2 separate regions of the Homo sapiens genome follow, and region 2 is linked to region 1. Evidence: read pairs that join two places in POLR2A ChIA-PET (ENCODE). Cell type or tissue: CD4-positive, alpha-beta T cell. All regions are shown on one strand. Links, peaks and the distances in the headings refer to the core of each region. The heading gives the core; the rest is flanking DNA.

What was found. Peaks named below come from ENCODE experiments on the same cell type or tissue, not always from the same donor. Only the 100,000 strongest peaks of a DNase experiment are listed, where the experiment ranks them.
Region 2: POLR2A ChIA-PET joins it to region 1 with 9 read pairs; 3 of 35 experiments call an interaction of 5 or more read pairs at or near these places.

Annotation. Positions count from the first base shown.
Region 1 is chr1:61,654,192-61,662,932 of GRCh38, forward strand. It overlaps the pseudogene MGC34796. Among named protein-coding and RNA genes, the nearest start is that of TM2D1, 67 kb to the right of the region's middle. In CD4-positive, alpha-beta T cell, for the core only: no CTCF peak of the experiment used is centred there; no DNase peak of the experiment used is centred there.
Region 2 is chr1:61,777,743-61,786,483 of GRCh38, forward strand. All of the region lies in intron 7 of PATJ (PATJ crumbs cell polarity complex component), which reads left to right. Among named protein-coding and RNA genes, the nearest start is that of PATJ-DT, 39 kb to the left of the region's middle. In CD4-positive, alpha-beta T cell, for the core only: no CTCF peak of the experiment used is centred there; a DNase peak (open chromatin) is centred at 5,139; H3K4me3 peaks cover 612 bases; H3K27ac peaks cover 304 bases.

The sequences.
Region 1 (8,741 bases), core at 435-8,434:
CCTCCTGGCCTCGCTGCTGTCGCCGAGCTGCATGCTGGTCCTCAACGCCCGCAACGACGATGCGCTGCGGCAGCTGGAGGCCGAGCTGGGCGCCGGGCGGTCTGACTTGCGCGTCGTGCGGGTGCCCGCAGACCTGGGCGCCGAGGCTGGCTTGCAGCCCGCTGCTTGGGGCCTTGCGTCAGCTCCCCAGGACCGAGGAGCTGCAGCAACTGCTCTTCATCAACAACGCGGGCTCTCCTGGGGATGTGTCCAAAGGCTTCGTGGACCTGGGTGACTCCACTCAAGTGAACAAAGACTGGGCGCTGAACTTGACCTCCATGCTCTCTCTGCCGGACTTGCAGCGTCTCGAAGGCCTTACCAACCAGTCCTGGCCTCAACAGAACTGTGGTTAACATCTCAACCCTCTGTGCCCTGCAGCCCTTCAAAGGCTGAGCGCTGTGCTGTGCGGGAAAGGCTGCTGGTAACATTCTGTTGAGGTCCTGGCGTCGGAGGAACCTAATGTGAGGGTGCCGAATTAGGCCCCAGGTCCTGTGGACACAGACGTGTCCCGGAGGTTAGCCCGGTAGACCTCCATGGACCCAGACATGCGAAAAGGCTGCAGGAGCTGAAGGCAAAGGGAGAGCTGGTGGATTGCAGGGTGTCAGCCCAGAAACGGCTGAGCTCGCTGCAAAAGGGGGTGTTCAAGCCTGGAGCCCACGTGGACTTCTACTATAAATAAGCCCATGTCTTTGGCTTCCTGAACCTTTCTGCCCCCACTTTCAGACACACCCCCAGAGCCCCGTGGCTCCCCACACCCTGCCATGGTGGCAGTCCTGCCTTACACAGATAAACACTCATGTCTACTGTCCTACCTTCACACATAGCCTGCTGTGATGAGCTTCCAGGTCGCTGGCCTTACCAGTTGTCGAGAGTCTGGATGTGGCACCCTGGATTATGAGGAGGCTTAGGAGAGAGGTTATGGGTATTCATGTCTCTATCCCCAGGAATAGAATTTAAGGGATGGGAAGAGCAGGAAAAGAAGCTGAAACACACAAGAGAAGAGGTTGTGTCTCCTGCTCATAGCTAGTCCATGGGGAGAGGGAAGAGTGACCTGAGTCAAATAGGAGAACGCATGCAGATTCGCAGATGGCCTGGTAGGGAGGAAGAGCAGAGGGTACAAGTCCCCGCTCACACAGATGCCCCTTGCTGAGGGGAGCAGCAGCTTCTGTTGAACTTTGTGTCCTCACTCTGATGTCTACTTCCTCCAGAATCCACCACCCCTTCCCCAGGCTGGGAGAAGGGGCCGTTGGGTGTCTATGTACATGGCCAAGGCAGATACAAATAAAATTAAAAAAAAAAAAAAAAAAGGGAGAGGGTTACTTAACCTTTTCAGTTAAGGCAACATTGCTACCTTTCAAGGAGTGAGTGATTGAAGTCAAGAAAGAAGCCCTGCTTGGGATTAGAGAAACTGAAAAGAAATACGATGACTCATTAAAACAGTTTGAAAACTATAGAAAGGTCAACAATTTAATGCAAATATTAATTAAATGCCTAGAAAAAGAAAAGGGAGGCAAAAGTGAGTGAAGAAGAACATCTATTGCCCTTCATATGTGTCAACCACTGAGCTACGAGCTTTACCTATATGAATTGAATTGATTTTCATAACCCTATAAGGCAAGTACTATTTTTATCCCCATTTTACATATGAAGAAATCGTGCCACAGAGAAGTTTAATAACCTGCCCAAGGTAACACACAGTAGAGCAGTCAGGATTCCAATTCACTAACTACTGCTTTATCCTCTTCCTTGGCACTACATACCAGTGACTGCTGGGGCAACAAAAATGTAGAAAACATGGTCCCAGTCTTTGGAGGACTCATGGGGAAACACCATACAATATTCTGACTTTGGGAAAGTGACCTAATATTTCTAATTAAAATGGAAATTAATAACCCCTTTAATGTCCTCCTTACAAGGTTCATTTATTTATCCCATAAGTTCTTACTGAATATCTATTATGTGCCAGGCACAGTGCTGAAAGTTCCTCATGGAGCATATTTTCTAGAAAGAAGACAAGGCAATATTCATGTAAAAAATAGCCACCGGGCATGGTGGCTCATGCCTGTAATCCCAGCACTTTGGGAGGCCGAGGTGGGTGGATCACCTGAGGTCAGGAGTTCGAGACCAGCTTCACCAACATGGTGAAACCCCGTCTCTACTAAAAATACAAAATACAAAAATACAAAAAATTAGCCGGGCGTGGTGGTGCATGCCTGTAATCCCAGCTACTCGGGAGGCTGAGGCAGGAGAATGGCTTGAACCTGGGAGGCGGAGGTTGCAGTGAGCTGAGATCATGCCATTGCACTCCAGCCTGGACAACAAGAGCAAAACGCTGCCTCAAAAAAAAAAAAAGAGCCAGGCACATTGGCTCACGCCTGTAATCCCAGCACTTTGGGAGGCCAAGGCGGGTGGATCGCCTGAGATCAGGAGTTCGAGACCAGCCTGGCCAACATGGAGATACCCTGTCTCTACTAAAAATACAAAAAACAAACAAACAAAAAAAAATTAGCCAGGCATGGTGGCAGGCACCTGTAATCCTAGCTACTCGGGAGGCTGAGGCAGAAGAATCACTTGGACCCAGGAGGTGGAGGTTGCAGTGAGCTGAGATCATGCCATTGCACTCCAGCCTGGGCAACAAGAGGGAGACTTCGTCTCAAAAAAAAAGAAAAGAAAAAGAAAATAGATATATAAGTAAATGGGGGGAGAAAGAATGGGGGCAGAAAGAGAAGGAGGAAAGGAGAAAGGGAAAGAAGGAAGAAGTTATTTTTGGACAGTAACACGTGCTATGAGAAAAAGGAAACTGAGTGATGGGACGAAGGGCGATTTTAAGTTCAGAGGTGGTTGTTACTTTGCCTAAAAGCAGCCAGAGATGTTCTCTGTAAAGTGATGACTTCAAACTGATAACTGAACCATGAAAAGTAGCCAGCCATGTGCAGGTCTAGGGACAGTGAATTCCAGTTGGACAGAAAAGTAAGTGCAAAAATTGTGAGTCAGACAGGTCATCTTATATTTGTGGAAAAGAAGGCACCCAGCATGGCCAAAACATGATGACCAAGGGGGAGAGTAGGAGATAAAATCACAGAGGCAAGCAGGGACCAGATCATGAAGGAACTGGAATTAGATTTTTTTTGTAATCCCAATGAGAAGCTGTGAGGAAGGTTTTGAATAAGAAAGTGATGATTTTTTTTTTTTTTTTTTGACAGCGTTTCACTCTGTTGCACAGGCTGGAGTGCAGAGGCATGATCTTGGCTCACTGCAACCTCTGCCTCCCGGGTTCAAGCTATTCTCCTGCCTCAGCCTCCTGAGTAGCTGGGATTAGAGGCACCTGCCATCATGCCCAGCTAATTTTATGTATTTTTTGTATTTTTTTTAGTAGAGACGGGGTTTCACCATGTTGGCCAGGCTGGCCTCGAATTCCTGACCTCAGGTGATCCGCCTGCCTCAGCCTCCCAAAATGCTGGGATTACAGGCATGGGCCACTGCACCTGGCCAAAGTGATGATCTTATTTTCATATTTTATACACTTCCCTGGCTGCTCTGTAGAGAATGGATTTGGTGGGACTAGAGGGAAAGTGGGGAGAGCAGTAAGGAGGTGGTTGCAGGCTGGGCGCAGCGGCTTATACCTGTAATCTCAGCATTTTGGGAGGCTGAGGTTGTTGGATTACTTGAGCCCGGGAGTTCAAGGTCAGTCTGGGCAACGTAGTGAGACCCTATCTCTTCAGAAACTAAAAAAAGTAGTCAGGCGTGGTGGTGTGCATCTGTAGTCCTAGCTGCAAAGGGAGGCAAAGGTGGGAAGTTTGCTTGAGCCTGGGAGGTTGGGGCTGCAGTGAGCTGTGATTGTGCCACTGCACTCTAACCTGGGTGACAGAGAAAGACGTTGTCTCTAAAAAAAAAAAAACAAGAACAAACAACGACAACAAAGCAAGAAAGTAGTTGCATTAGGCTAGATAAGATGGTGGTGGCTTGGTTAATGGTAGTGACTATGAAGTGGAAACTAGTTATTGGAGTCAGGATTTATTCTGGAGGTGTAGCCCATACGACTTGCTAATGAATTGAGGAATTGAGAGGAATCAAGGGTAACTTTCAGAATTTCAGTTTGGGCAGCTGTTTGAATGGTGGACTCCTTAGATGACAATGGAAGGAGCATATTTGTGCTTAATTTTAGAATGAAAAAGCATTTGCAAATTATAAAATGCTCTCCAAAAGTATACTGACACTGAAGAAGTAGGCCACCATGAGTCTTATAGCTGCAAGGAACTGAATTTTGTCAACAATCTGAATAATCTTAAAAGTCGTCTTTCCCAGTCAAGCTTCCAGATGAGAATACAGCCCTGGCTACCTGATTGCAGTTTTGTGAAATCCTGAGCAGGGGTATCAAGTAATTTTGATGCAAATCTAAAAGGCAGGGACCAATTCAGTCCCAGCTGGCCCCAGTCGTATCTGGCTCCCCATTCTTGGTGGGCCATGAGCAGATTTTCCTTTAGGGAAAGGGAATTTGATGACTATGTGGCCCTCTCAGGAAAGGCTATTTGATGACAATAATCTTTGTCATTCTCTCTTGTTGACCCACCAAACCAGTCACAAATGCTGGGTTACTCTGTTCTTTTCTCAATCACCACATTTGATTTCGCTGAACTTGTAAAAATCTATTCAACCCAGGAAAATCTGCATCTACAAGGCTGGCATCTCTTCTCCTAGATAAGAAACAGTTCCCCCAAAACTGAGACCACAACTCCCACCTGCTTCTTGAAATCTTTCCAGACCACAGGACCCCAAGGCTGGGTGGGACCATGATGGTCACACAGTTAATTCTCCTGGCAGATGTCTGAATCCTCCACAGCCTATCTGCCATGGCCTCTTGCTTAAAACTTCCAAAAAGGAATTGTGGAGACAGATAAACCTAATTCTAAATTCTGACTCCATTTCCTGCTACCTGTGGATCATGTACAAGTTCCCTAACATCCTTGGGCCTTAGTTTTTTCATCTGTAAATGGGGGATAGTAATACCCTTACAGAGTTGTTTTGATCGATCTAAGTGAAGCACTAACTCTTGCTTCTCCCTGTCTCCCTCTAGTGATGAAAAACTCTAGCCCAGTTTTCTCTGATTTCTTTTACCTGTTAGTCTCGTTAACAACCATTTTTGACACCTAATAATATGCTATGTTTCATTGTTCTTCAATTGCTTTGTAAGCATGGGTCATGACCTCCCAAGAAGGCTGAAGATAAGCAGCCATATTTTATATTTCTTGGGGTCTCCCAAAGGATTTAGGTCAATCCAGGGCATGCAGCAAGCATACAGTGAAACAGTAAAACCTGCCAAATTAAATTAACAATCCATCATTATGAGAATAACTTAAAACTGGCTCTCCCAAATGAACTGTCATTTAATTGAAGTTTGTCATAAAAGGACTGCCTTTCTACCATATCCATTTTCAAGTTAAAAAATACTGAGTGCAAAGTCCTTTGCTTTTAAAAAGAAATATTTTCATGCACCTCACGTTTGCATTTGAAACAACCTCCTAACCAAACAAAAAAAAAAGAGAGAGAAAAGAAACTAAAAATGAAGCATCCTAAATTGCACAATTCCGGTGTTGTTTCCTATCCCTGAGACCAAGACATGCTGAACCTCAGGTTTGCCCCTTTCTTTTCTCATTTGCCTACCCATTTGTGTATCCAAGAGTTAAGATTTTAAAAGATTGATTTTTTTTTAAAGAAATGAATCCCAAATCTACATACGAACTGTAAGGTTCTCATTTCAAGTAGATACAGGTTACAGTATGTTTGACCATAAAAGCAGAAAGGCTAGGGTAAAGTGCTGTGAGGAATCTATTGGAAGAAATGGGATCAGATAGATGTGGCGCACTTCTCTTAAGTGCATATCACTTAACTGCATAATCAGCTTGTGCTCCTAAGAATTATGCAGTCTCTGTCTGGCCCCCATTAGATTGAATGTGTTGCTACTCCAGTTAATTGCATATCAGCAAATTGCATAATTCAACTATACGCACCCTGAACTGAGTTCCAAATGCCATCCAGGACAATGTAATCAAACTAGGGCAGTGAAGAGCTGGAATACTTATGAGATTCTGCCCATTTGTCACATTTGGTTTGGATGGTCTGTGCTGTGAAGAAGGCAAACCACTGGGCATAGACCTTGTGCCCTGGATTCCTGTATAACCTCTCCCCCACACCACAACCACTGCATGCAGTCCCCATCCCAGAACTAATTAAAATGAGTCCAAAAGAAAACAGGATGTCATCATACGGAAGTGTGATTAAAAAGTAAAAACTCTGACTCCTAACCATGGTGCTCTCCTTCCCAGGACTGACATTACTGATAAGGCAGACCAGAAAAAGCAGCAGCTATTTGGTTCTACCAAGAACTAGCTGAGCAAGTGTATTAGTCTGTTCTCACGCTGCTAATAAAGACATACCCAAGACTGGATTATTTATAAAAGAAAGAGGTTTAGGCCGGGTGCGGTGGCTCACGCCTGTAACCCCAGCACTTTGGGAGGCCAAGGCAGGCGGATCACGAAGTCAGGAGATTGAGACCATCCTGGCTAACATGGTGAAACCCCATTTCTACTAAAAAAATACAAAAAAATTAGCCGGGCGTAGTGGCGGGCGCCTGTAGTCCCAGCTACTTGGGAGGCTGAGGCAGGAGAATGGCGTGAACCCGGGAGGCAGAGTTTGCAGTGAGCCGAGATCGCACCACTGCACTCCAGCCTGGGTGATACAGTGAGACTCCGTCTCAAAAAAAAAAAAAAAAAGAGGTTTAATTGACTCACAGTTCCACATGGCTGGGGAGGCCTCAAAATCATGGTGGAAGGCAAAGGAGGAAGAAAGCCATGTCTTACATGGAGGCAGGCAAGAGAGGGTGTGCAGGGGGAACTGCCCTCTATAAAACCATCAGATCTCATGAGACTTATTCACTATCACAAGAACAGCATGGGAAATCCCACCTCCCACAGGGTCCCTCCAACGACACATGGGGATTATGGGAGCTGCAATTCAAGATGAGATTTGGGTGGGGACATAGCCAAATTATATCAGCAAGTCTTTTCGTCTCTCTAGGCCTTGGTTTTGTCTACCACATTAAGCTGTTATGAGGGTTAAATGCAACACTGCTTGATAACCTACAAATTAATGTAGAAACCTATTACGAGATGCAGCAGAGTGAGGATAATGTGCATTGTATCAAGGAATATAAAGAGTCCACCAAGCTGATAGAAACACTTCAGAAAAGATCTGGGCCACAGAAAGTGGTAAAATAGAAATGAAATGGAAGAAATGGTACTGACCCTGCGGCAAACTCTTCAAAGATTAGATATTGTCCTTGGTTTTGTTTCGGTTCTCACTCTGTAAAGATTCAGTGCTCTTTCTCATACACACATGCACACGTGTCCTTCAGTGGGATCCTCATTATGTTGCTTATTTAGCAGAAATGGCAGCACATACACATTATCCAGCAATAAGCTTAGGGGCTAGTTTTGAAGAAAAAAGTACCCACCATACAATGCTCAAAACTATCCAAATATCCCAAGGAAGATTTTGACATGCAGGTGCCTGCATCTTGGAATATGGAGGAAATGCTCAAATGCCAATTTGCGCTATTGGAATGCAGCCGAAAGACTTCAGTTTCCCACTGCTCTTTGCAGATTTCCTCTACAGGTGCTTTATTCTCAACTTGTGTCTATTAACACTAAGAGTCATATTTTTTAGACACCTTTCCTGCGTATATATTATTCTTCCTGAATCACCTGGAGGAGTATCTAAGTCACTAGCTGCCAAATTACAGAGTAGTTGACTGCTCATTTATTGGCTGCGGAACGGTGAAGAAGAGATGATTCCTAGTTCAGCCTCTAACTATATAATCCTGGGAAAGTTACTTAATCTCATTAAGTCTGGCTTTCCTTTTCCCACAAAATGGGGTCAATAATATAATCTACCTTCTAGGGCTTTTGCGAGGTTTCAGTGAGATCTCATATGCATAACATGAGGCACAATGCTGAGTTGTGTTACAATTTGCTAGCACAGAACTCACGTATTATCCAAGATGGACTAATATGAGTTATGCATCAACATTTTCACAGAATACTGAAATAATGTTTGTTTCAACAAAAATTTGTTTTTTGGGGGGTTTGGGGTTGTTTTGTTTTGTTTTTTTTGAGACGGAGCTTCACTCTTGTTGCCCAGGCTGGAGTGCAATGGCACGATCTCGGCTCACTGCAACCTCTGCCTCCCGGGTTGAAGCAATTCTCCTGCCTCAGCCTCCCGAGTAGCTGGGATTACAGGCATGCGCCACCACGCCCCACTAATTTTGTATTTTTAGTAGCAACGGGGTTTCTCTATGTTGGTTAGACTGGTCTCGAACTCCCAACCTCAGGTGATCCACCCACCTCAGCCTCCCAAAGTGTTGGGATTACAGGCGTGAGCCACCATGCCTGGCCCTTTATTTTATTTTATTTTATTTTATTTTATTTTATTTTATTTTATTTATTTATTTATTTATTTTGAGACAGAGTCTTGCTCTGTTACCTAGGCTAGAGTGCAATAGCACAATCATGGCTCACCGCAGCCTCAATCTCCAGGGCTCAAGCAATCCTCCCACCTCAGCCTCCCAAGTAGCTAGGATGACAGGCATGCACCAGTATGCCTAGCTGATTTTTTCTTTTTTTAATTTTTAGTAGTGATGAGGTCTG
Region 2 (8,741 bases), core at 182-8,181, 120 kb after region 1:
TTTTGCCTAGGCTAGAGTGCAGTGGCGTGATCCTATCTCACTGCAGCCTCGACCTCCCAGGCTCAAGCAGTCCTCCTACCTCAGTCTCCCGAGTAGTTGGTACTACAGGCATGTACCACCATGCTAGGCTAATTTATTTTTATTTTTATTTTTTTGAGACAGGGTCTCACTCTGTCACCCAGGCTGGAGTGCAGTGGTGCTATCTTGGCTGACTGCAGCCTCTGCCTCTGGGGCTCAAGTGATCCCCCCACCTCAGCTTCTGGGGGAGCTGAGACTACAGACCCAGGCCACCATGCCTAGCTAGTTTTTCTATTTTTTGTAGAGGTGGGGTTTCACCATGTTGCCCAGGCTGATTTCAAATTCCTGAGCTCAAGTGATCCTCCCGCCTTGGCCTCCCAAAGTGCTGGAATTACAGGTGTGAGCCATTGCACCCGCCTGGCCTTATTTTTATTTTTTGTAGAGACAGTCTCGCTTTGTTTCCCAGGCTGGTCTCAAACTCCTGGCCTGAAGCGATCTTCCTGCTTAGGCCTTCCAAAGTGCTGGGATTATAGGTGTGAGCCACCATACCCAGCCTCAATATTTTCTGAAGACCAATATGTGATATGACAAAATAATATGTAGCTAAAAGATCCTTTCAAAAATCAAGATAGATCAGTGGATTTTAATAAAATAGTGTCTGAAAGTTTGTTGATATGGTTCCAGATTCTACATTGTAACTGTATAAGAAACCACCACTTGCCAAGTTTTGGTGTGTTATCAAAGAATAGGCTGAAAGGACTATTATAATACCCCTCCCCTTTCCAACTATATATCTGATTGAGGCCAGATATTCTTCATATACATCATCCAAAACAGTATATTGTAACATACTGAATGCAGAAGCAGATGAGTCCAGCTGTTTTAAGCCAGATATTAAAGAGATTTGTAAAAATATTAAACAGTCCCACTCTTACTAATATATATATATATAGAGAGAGAGATGGAGTCTTGCTCTGTTGCCCAGGCTGGAGTGCAGTGGTGCAGTCTTGGCTCACCACAACCTCTGCCTCCCAGGTTCAAGCGATTCTCCTACCTCAGGCTCCCAAGTAGCTGGGACTACAGGCATGTGCCACCATGCCTGGCTAATTTTTACATTTTTAATAGAGATGGGGTTTCACTATGTTGGCCAGGCTGGTCTGGAACTCCTGACCTTATGATCCATCTGCCTCGGCCTCCCAAAGTGCTAGGATTACAGGTGTGAGCCATCAAGCCTGGCGAATATTTTTTGTTTTGGAAAATATAGCTCTTTTAAAAATATAATGACATAATATACATAAATGATAAAAATTAACATACTAAATATTAAATATTTTAAAAATTCCTCAGTACCAATTTTTGCATATGTATACATTTGTGGATTCATCTTTACCAGATTTCTCCAGAGAAACAGAACCAATAGGACATGCGTGTGATTACTTTAAAAAAGATATTATTTTAAAAAATTGGCTCATGCCATGGTGGGGGCTGGCAAGTCCAAAATACGTAGGGAAGGCCAGGAGGCTGGAAACCCAGACAAGTGTTGATGTTGTAGTCTTGTGTTTGAGATCTATAGGGCAGGCCGGCAGAATGTCTGAGGAAGCTCTGTTACATTCTTGAGGCAGAATTTCTTCTCTAGGAAAGCTCAGTTTTTGCTTGTGAATTCTTCAACTGATTGGATGAGGCTCACCTACATCATTGAGGGTAATTTTCCTTTACTTAAAGTCAACTGTTTGTATATGCTAATCACATTTACAAAATACCTTTGCAGCAACATCTAGATTAGTGTTTGACCAAAACAGTCAGCACCACAGCCCAGATGACACATGTAATTTAACTGTTATACCATCATTACCACAATCAAGATAATGAGCGTATTCATTACCCCCAGCAGATTCCCGTACTACTTTGTAATTCCTATCCCTCCATCCTTAATAATTTTTAAGAATGTAAAGGAGTTCTGTCTTTATCCATTTAGTGTTGCTATAAGGAAATATCTGAGGATGGGTAATTTAAAATAGGTTTATTTAGCTTACAGCTCTGCTGGCTGGAAAATTGGGCATCTGGGGAAAACCTCAGGCTGCTTCCATGGTGGAAGGTGAAGGAGAGCCAGTGTGTGCAGAGATCACGTGGGCAGCGAGGAAGTGGTGGGTGGGGGGCAACTCTCTTTTTAACAATCAGAGTGAGAACTCACTGCACTAAGTAAACGCACTGCAGAGAACTCAGAGCAAGAACTCACTGCACCAAGCCATTCATGAGGGATTCACCCCCATGACCCAAACACCTCCCACTGGGCCCCACCTCAAACAATGGGGATGAGATTTCAACATGAGGTTTGGGGGGGACAAACATCCAAACTGTAGCAAGTTCTGAGACCAGAATGTTTGAGAATGTTCATTTTATAGACCTTTAAAACACATCTGTGGCTGGGTGCAGTGGCTCATGCCTGTAATCCCAACACTTTGGGAGGCCGAGCTGGGTGGATCACTTGAGGTCAGGAGTTCGAGACCAGCCTGGCCAACATGGTGAAACCCCGTCGCTACTAAAAATACAAAAAATTAGCCAGGTGTGGAGGTGCATGCCCATAATCCCAGCTACTCAGGAGGCTGAGGCATGAGAATTGCTTGAACCTGGGAGGCAGAGGTTGCAGTGAGCCAAGATCACGCCACAGCACTGCAGCCTGGGCGACAGAGCAAGACTCTTTCTCAAAACAAACAAACAAACAAAAACCACACACATCTGTGGCACAACACAATATTCTTTAAGGATTCTTAAAAAAAATTTTTATAACCTGGAAATAATAAAATATTGCAGAAAATTTTGGGATGCCTTTCTTTGTATTCCCTCCCTCCTCCTGCCTCTGCCTTAGCAATTTTAATAGGTTTGTTTGTTGGAGTGGCATTTTTTTTTTTCCAAAATGCAAAGTGGAGTGGTTATTGTGAACAACAAAGGGTCAAGTAAATTTAAACAAAATCCAATAGGTTTCTTTACTGTAAGAATTTTCTGAGCTTTTAAAATACTAACATGCTTTATGAATTTTCACAAGAATAAGATGTGCAGAGTTTCCCAGATTAATCCCATTGAGGCATTGTTGGAAAAAGCCCAAGTCTGATTTTCGCCCTTTACTGGAAGGGATCGTCACTATTTCAGATCATCAAAGAGGAGGTAGAGGGTATGCTTGTCATAGGGTCATAAGTGCTCAAAGAGAAGGAAGTACTTACGCCAGACATTGTTATCTGCTTAATGTACATTATTCTCATGTAACCTTCAAAATACTCTTAGAAGTTTTATTCCCAAATTATAGATATGGAAACCATTAAGAAATTGCCCTAGGTTACAGCAGCTAGGTGAGCCACAAAGTCAGGATTGAGCCCGTACCTGTTTGATTCTGAAGTCTGAGCTTTGTTGTTTGAATTTATCCAAAGTTAATCCTAGTGTTTTCCTTTTCCTGATATACACCTGTGCACAATTGTTCACATCCATCAACAGGGAGTAGCCAGCTCTAGGAACAAGAGAGCTATTATCTCTTCTAGGGCATATGGTAAGGCCTAGCCATAGGGGACAGAGCACTATTCACTTCTCCTTTCCTCTCATGTCAGCTGATGGCAGATAAAATCTCTTCAGCCTTCTTGCTATAACCAACTTATCTCCTTCCTCAGCCTGGCCCCATTTGTTGCTTATTACCAGTCAATGTTATGCTTTCTATAACTCATGAAATGACTTAAGCTGCAGCACCCTCAGGCCCTAGGCTATGGCACAAGATGTGGTATACACCCTCCCTATTATCTACCTTTGGAGAAATTCTCAGCACACCTACATCCAAATTAGCCTCTGAAAGGAAAGAGCATAGGATTATAGTGTGTGAGCTTTAGAATCAGACAGATGAAGGCTTGAATTCTGGATCCACCTCTCACCCTGGGCAATTGACTTCTTGGCTTAATTCTATGTTTCTAAAATAGTCCCCAAGACCACTAGATTTGATGACTTGCTAGGAGGTTTCATAGGACTCAGCATACAGTTACACCCACAGCTATATTTATTACAGTGAAAGAATACAAAGCAAAATCAACATGGAAAAGGTGCATGAGGTGGAGACTGGAGGAAACCAGGCACAAGCTTCCACGAGTCCGCTCCCCATGGAGTCATATAGGACAGACACACTTAAGTCTTCCAGTGGTGAATTATGACCACACATCTGAAATGTCTGCCATGGAAGCCCATCAGAGACTCTGCACAGGGTTGTTACTGGATGCTGGTCACATAGGCACACACTGTGTAGCATATACCGAAGTCCTAGACTTGCAGAAGAATGCAGGTGTTCAGGAGAGACTACACTTTAGGCACCTAGAGCCATTTTTACCAGGGAATGGTGAGAACCCTCACAGAATCTAAGCTCCCAGGTGTTAGCCAAGGGCTAACCTTGTGAGAAGGCCTTTCCAAGGAAAGTAGTCTTAGGCCTGCCATTAATGCTTTTTTTTATTTTTTGGCAGGAGATAATTTTGCTTGCCTTAAATAAGAGGCTGTGTGAAAATTCAATGTTAATCAATGTAACATGCTTAGCACAATGCCTCTTAGTTCCCAAAATGCTTATAACCCACTGGGAGAGAAATGTATTCTCATTTTGCTTAAGAAGGATCTGAGACTTAGGGAGGATGAACAACTGACCTTTGGCCATACACTTTGTCCAAAGTAGAGCTAAGATTTGAACTTGGGTGCATCTGACTCCAAAGCCCTTACCTGTCTTTCTGTTGTGTCCTGCTGCTAATGATGTAAAAGAAATGAAGTAGAAAATAGCATTTATTTATTTTAAAAAATTGATTTATAGGAATCTTTTAAGAAACATTTGTTGAGATCTAGTTACAATGTCCAATCAGTTAATATAATCAGGCCAATTCCATGGATAGAGAAATTCTATGATATTAAAAGGGTAGCTAAAAGGCCTATCTCCCTGTAAGCCTCAGAGCCTCTCCAAAATTCACAGTGCTTGAAACACTCACCTTGAGAACATTCTATCAGTTGTGGCAAGAGTTAAACATTTTTTTGGGAGGTACTTTTTGTTTTGTTTTGTGTGACATTGATAACAGGCAGTGTAAAACCCTTGAAGTGCAGAAACCTCTTTCATGTGGTCTGGCGAAGTTCTAGGGCGGTCAGGTATACCGGAATACCTCGTTGTCTTCAGAACACAGCCTATTTAAAGGTTGTCATAAATGATTGACATTTTGGTATGAAACAGTTATAATATGAGTCTACTGACTACCCAGTAACCTAATACTAGGAAGGAATGGAACCAAGCAAGGGTTTGAGGGTGGATGTGAACTTTGAGAGACTTTCAGTGTAGAGTAAGGAAGGCCCAGCTTGAGGTCACTAAATGGTTGGTTAGTCCCAAGCAATTTTGCTTTGAGTGATTATATAAACAGATATTTTCTTTATCTATAAAAATCAGTTAATGAGTGCTCTGGGAATTTGAGTAGGATAGGATAGTTTCTTTAATTCCTTTAGGGAAACAGTGTATTTTATTTTGTAAAGTTACCCTTTTCTATCAATGGCATGTTGCCTTTTGATTGAAGACCAATAATAAAACTGGCCTGGAATCAAACATAGTTATGATTTCATTGTCTGAGTTGTGGAAGTATTTGGTGCCTTTTTTTTTCCTTTCTTTTCTTTTCTTTTTTTTTTTTTTTTTTAAATAGAGACAGAGTCTTGCTCTGTCACTTTGGCTAGAGTGCAGTGGTGCGATCCTAGCTCACTGCAGCCTCCAACTCCTGACTTCAAGCAGTCCTCCCAAAGTGCTGGGATTACAGGCATGAGCCATGGTACCTGGATTCATTTTTTAGTTTTTGAAGAAACAAATTTGATTTCTTCTTTTGTAGCTCAGGTCTGAATTCCTATAGGTTTAAAATTTTTTTTTTAAATTATCATCCACAACAGCATATCAGAGAAGTTAAAATGCAAAGTAATGTGAGTTTTTTTTTAGCCCAGAGTTGCTACTTTTTTTTTTTTTTTTTTCTGAGACAGGGTGTTGCTCTGTTGCTCAGGCTGGAGTGCAGTGGTATGATTTTGGCTCACTGCATCCTCCACCTCCCAGGTTCAAGTCTTGTGCCTCAGCCTCCCATGTAGCTGGGATCACAGGCGCTCACCACCATGCCCAGCTAATTTTTGTGTTTTTAGTAGATATGGGGTTTCACCATGTTGGCCAGGCTGGTTTGGTGATAGAGTGAGACTCCCTCTCAAACAAAAACAAAAACAAAAACTCCTGACCTCAGGTGATCTGCCCACCTCGGCCTCCCAAAGTGCTGGGATTACAGGTGTACATTCACTGTAAGTGTGTGATACCCTGTTGCTTCAGCTGTTTTAATTTTTCTGCCTTTCATACTATCTTTGCCAATATGCATAATTTTTTTCTCTTTTGAAAGAATCTATGGATTAATAAAACTTTTATATGTGAATGTTTGATTAGCACGCTACGTACTTGAATCTTGGCATAGCTATTTATTGGTTTTCATTGATTGATGATTTCTGTTAAAGAACAAAAGGGACTTTATGCCTTTTAGTTTCCTCACACAGAAGACAGGTTATGGACGGAAAATGTTGATCAGAAAATATCAATAAAATGCAGACTGGGGCTGCTGGACTTAGACAAGGTAGCTGTCATTTTGGTGTCTTTCTATCAATCTGACTAATGACTATTTTTGTACTTATGAATTCTTCAGAACACCTGCTTTTCTGTAGCAAGAAAATGTTTGACTTTCAGTGACAGATGCAAATTATCGACATCATTTTAAATTAAGAGTTGAGATAAAATAGAAGAAAAATAATGCCTAGGAAGTGACTAAAAATATACTTTATGATAAAATGCCCTTCTTTGGCCAAGCCAAGTATGAAAACACTTATTAGACATATATATTTTTTAATTTTTTGATCAGTGCATAATTCTGTTGAAGAATAGTTTGATTTACAGAGGCAACTTTACCCTTATTTTTCATCAGCACCACTGACTTTCTCTTAAGTAGTTGCTTATGTTGTTTCAAGTCTGTTGCATGCATGAAAACAGAATATCAGATTATCACTATTAAAGTAGAAATCCAGCAATTCTTCATTCTTTTTTTCATAACAATGTCCTCCTTGCCTCTGTTTCTGTTTTCTAAGTCTTTCCAGATGTTTCTGAATTAAATTGCATTTCCGCTGCACCACTTCTCTACACTTCCAGTCCCTTCTAGTGGCTTCTGCAGCATTTACAACAAAGCACAGAGCTTTGTACGTATTATTTCAATCTAAAGCATTCCTTCATTTAGGTTCCTGTAAAATTGGAGAAAAGGAAGGATGGAGAATAGACTTTTCAGTCTAAGGGTTTTTTAAAAAACTTCTTCCTTCAGATTGTCGTCTTTAGCTTGCGGTGGTGCCACCTGGAACTAGGAATTTGAAGCTCAGAACTGGATTAACCCAGTAGTCATTGCTCTCTTTTCAAGCTTTCTCTCCATGTTGCAGGATATCTATTTTTCATCTTCATTTCATTCAAACTTTTTGAGAGTTATAGGCAGTTTCTTGGAGAATAGGAAAGCAATAAATTTACTATCTACTAGCAGCCTTTGCTTGTAGGAGATTGACTTGCTACAGTAATGTTACTCTGGAGATACTGAAGTATAAGGCAAATAACTGAAATGAGAATAGTCTTCGGTGAGCAACTTGGATTCAGCTTTGGTTCAACCTTTTTATCAGCTTTGTGACCTTGGTCAAGTCAGTCAAACTGTTTGTATCTCAATTTTCTCATTTGAAAGTTGTCCTTCTCTAAGTGAGATGGTACATGAAAGTGATTTTGAACCTGTAAGGTGCTCTGCATGTATAAGTTTAAATGAAGCCAGCTGTGTTAACATTGTGGTATCTTTAATACACTATAATAAAGTGAATTCAGAATTTCTGACTAAACAAATTTAGGAAAAATTTTGTAAAAATTAGCTGTTTCAAAAATTTATCAAAGAAGGGAAATGATGAACACTTTGAACAGATACTCATTTTGATAAATTATTATTTACCTTCTGTGTATGAAATATACATACATATAAAAGAATGTATATAATATCTGTACACATTTTAAATGATAATTAAAACAATAATTATTTGCAAGACCAACTTGGGCAACAGAGTGGGTCTCTATCTCAACAAAACAAAACAATAATTACCAGTGTGTAATACATACCACCTAGCTTAAGAAATATAACATTATGTATCTTTTCTTTCAACTCATCTGGAATCTTGACTTATTTATTTATTTATTTTATTTTTATGAGGTAGAGGCTTGCTCTGTCGCCCAAGCTGGAGTGCAGTGGCGTGATCTTTGCTCACCGCAACCTCCGCCTCCCAGGTTCAAGTGATTCGCATGCCTCAGCCTCCCGAGTAGTTGAGATTACAGGCATGTGCCATCACACCTGGCTAATTTTTGTATTTTTAGTAGAGATGGAGTTTCTCCATGTTGGCCAGGCTGGTCTCGAACTCCTGGCCTCAAGTGATCCACCCACCTTGGCCTCCCAAAGTGCTGGGATTACAGGTGTGAGCCACTGTGCTGGCAGAATCATGACTATAAATACCTCCTATGTGCTAATGACCCGCAAGGTGTTTTGTTGTTGTTGTTGTTTGTTTGTTTGACCTCTCCCCAGCTCCCAAATTTAAATACATAGTCTGGATTTCTCTACTGAACTTCAGGTTTGTGTATCTGGCTGTATACCTGTTAC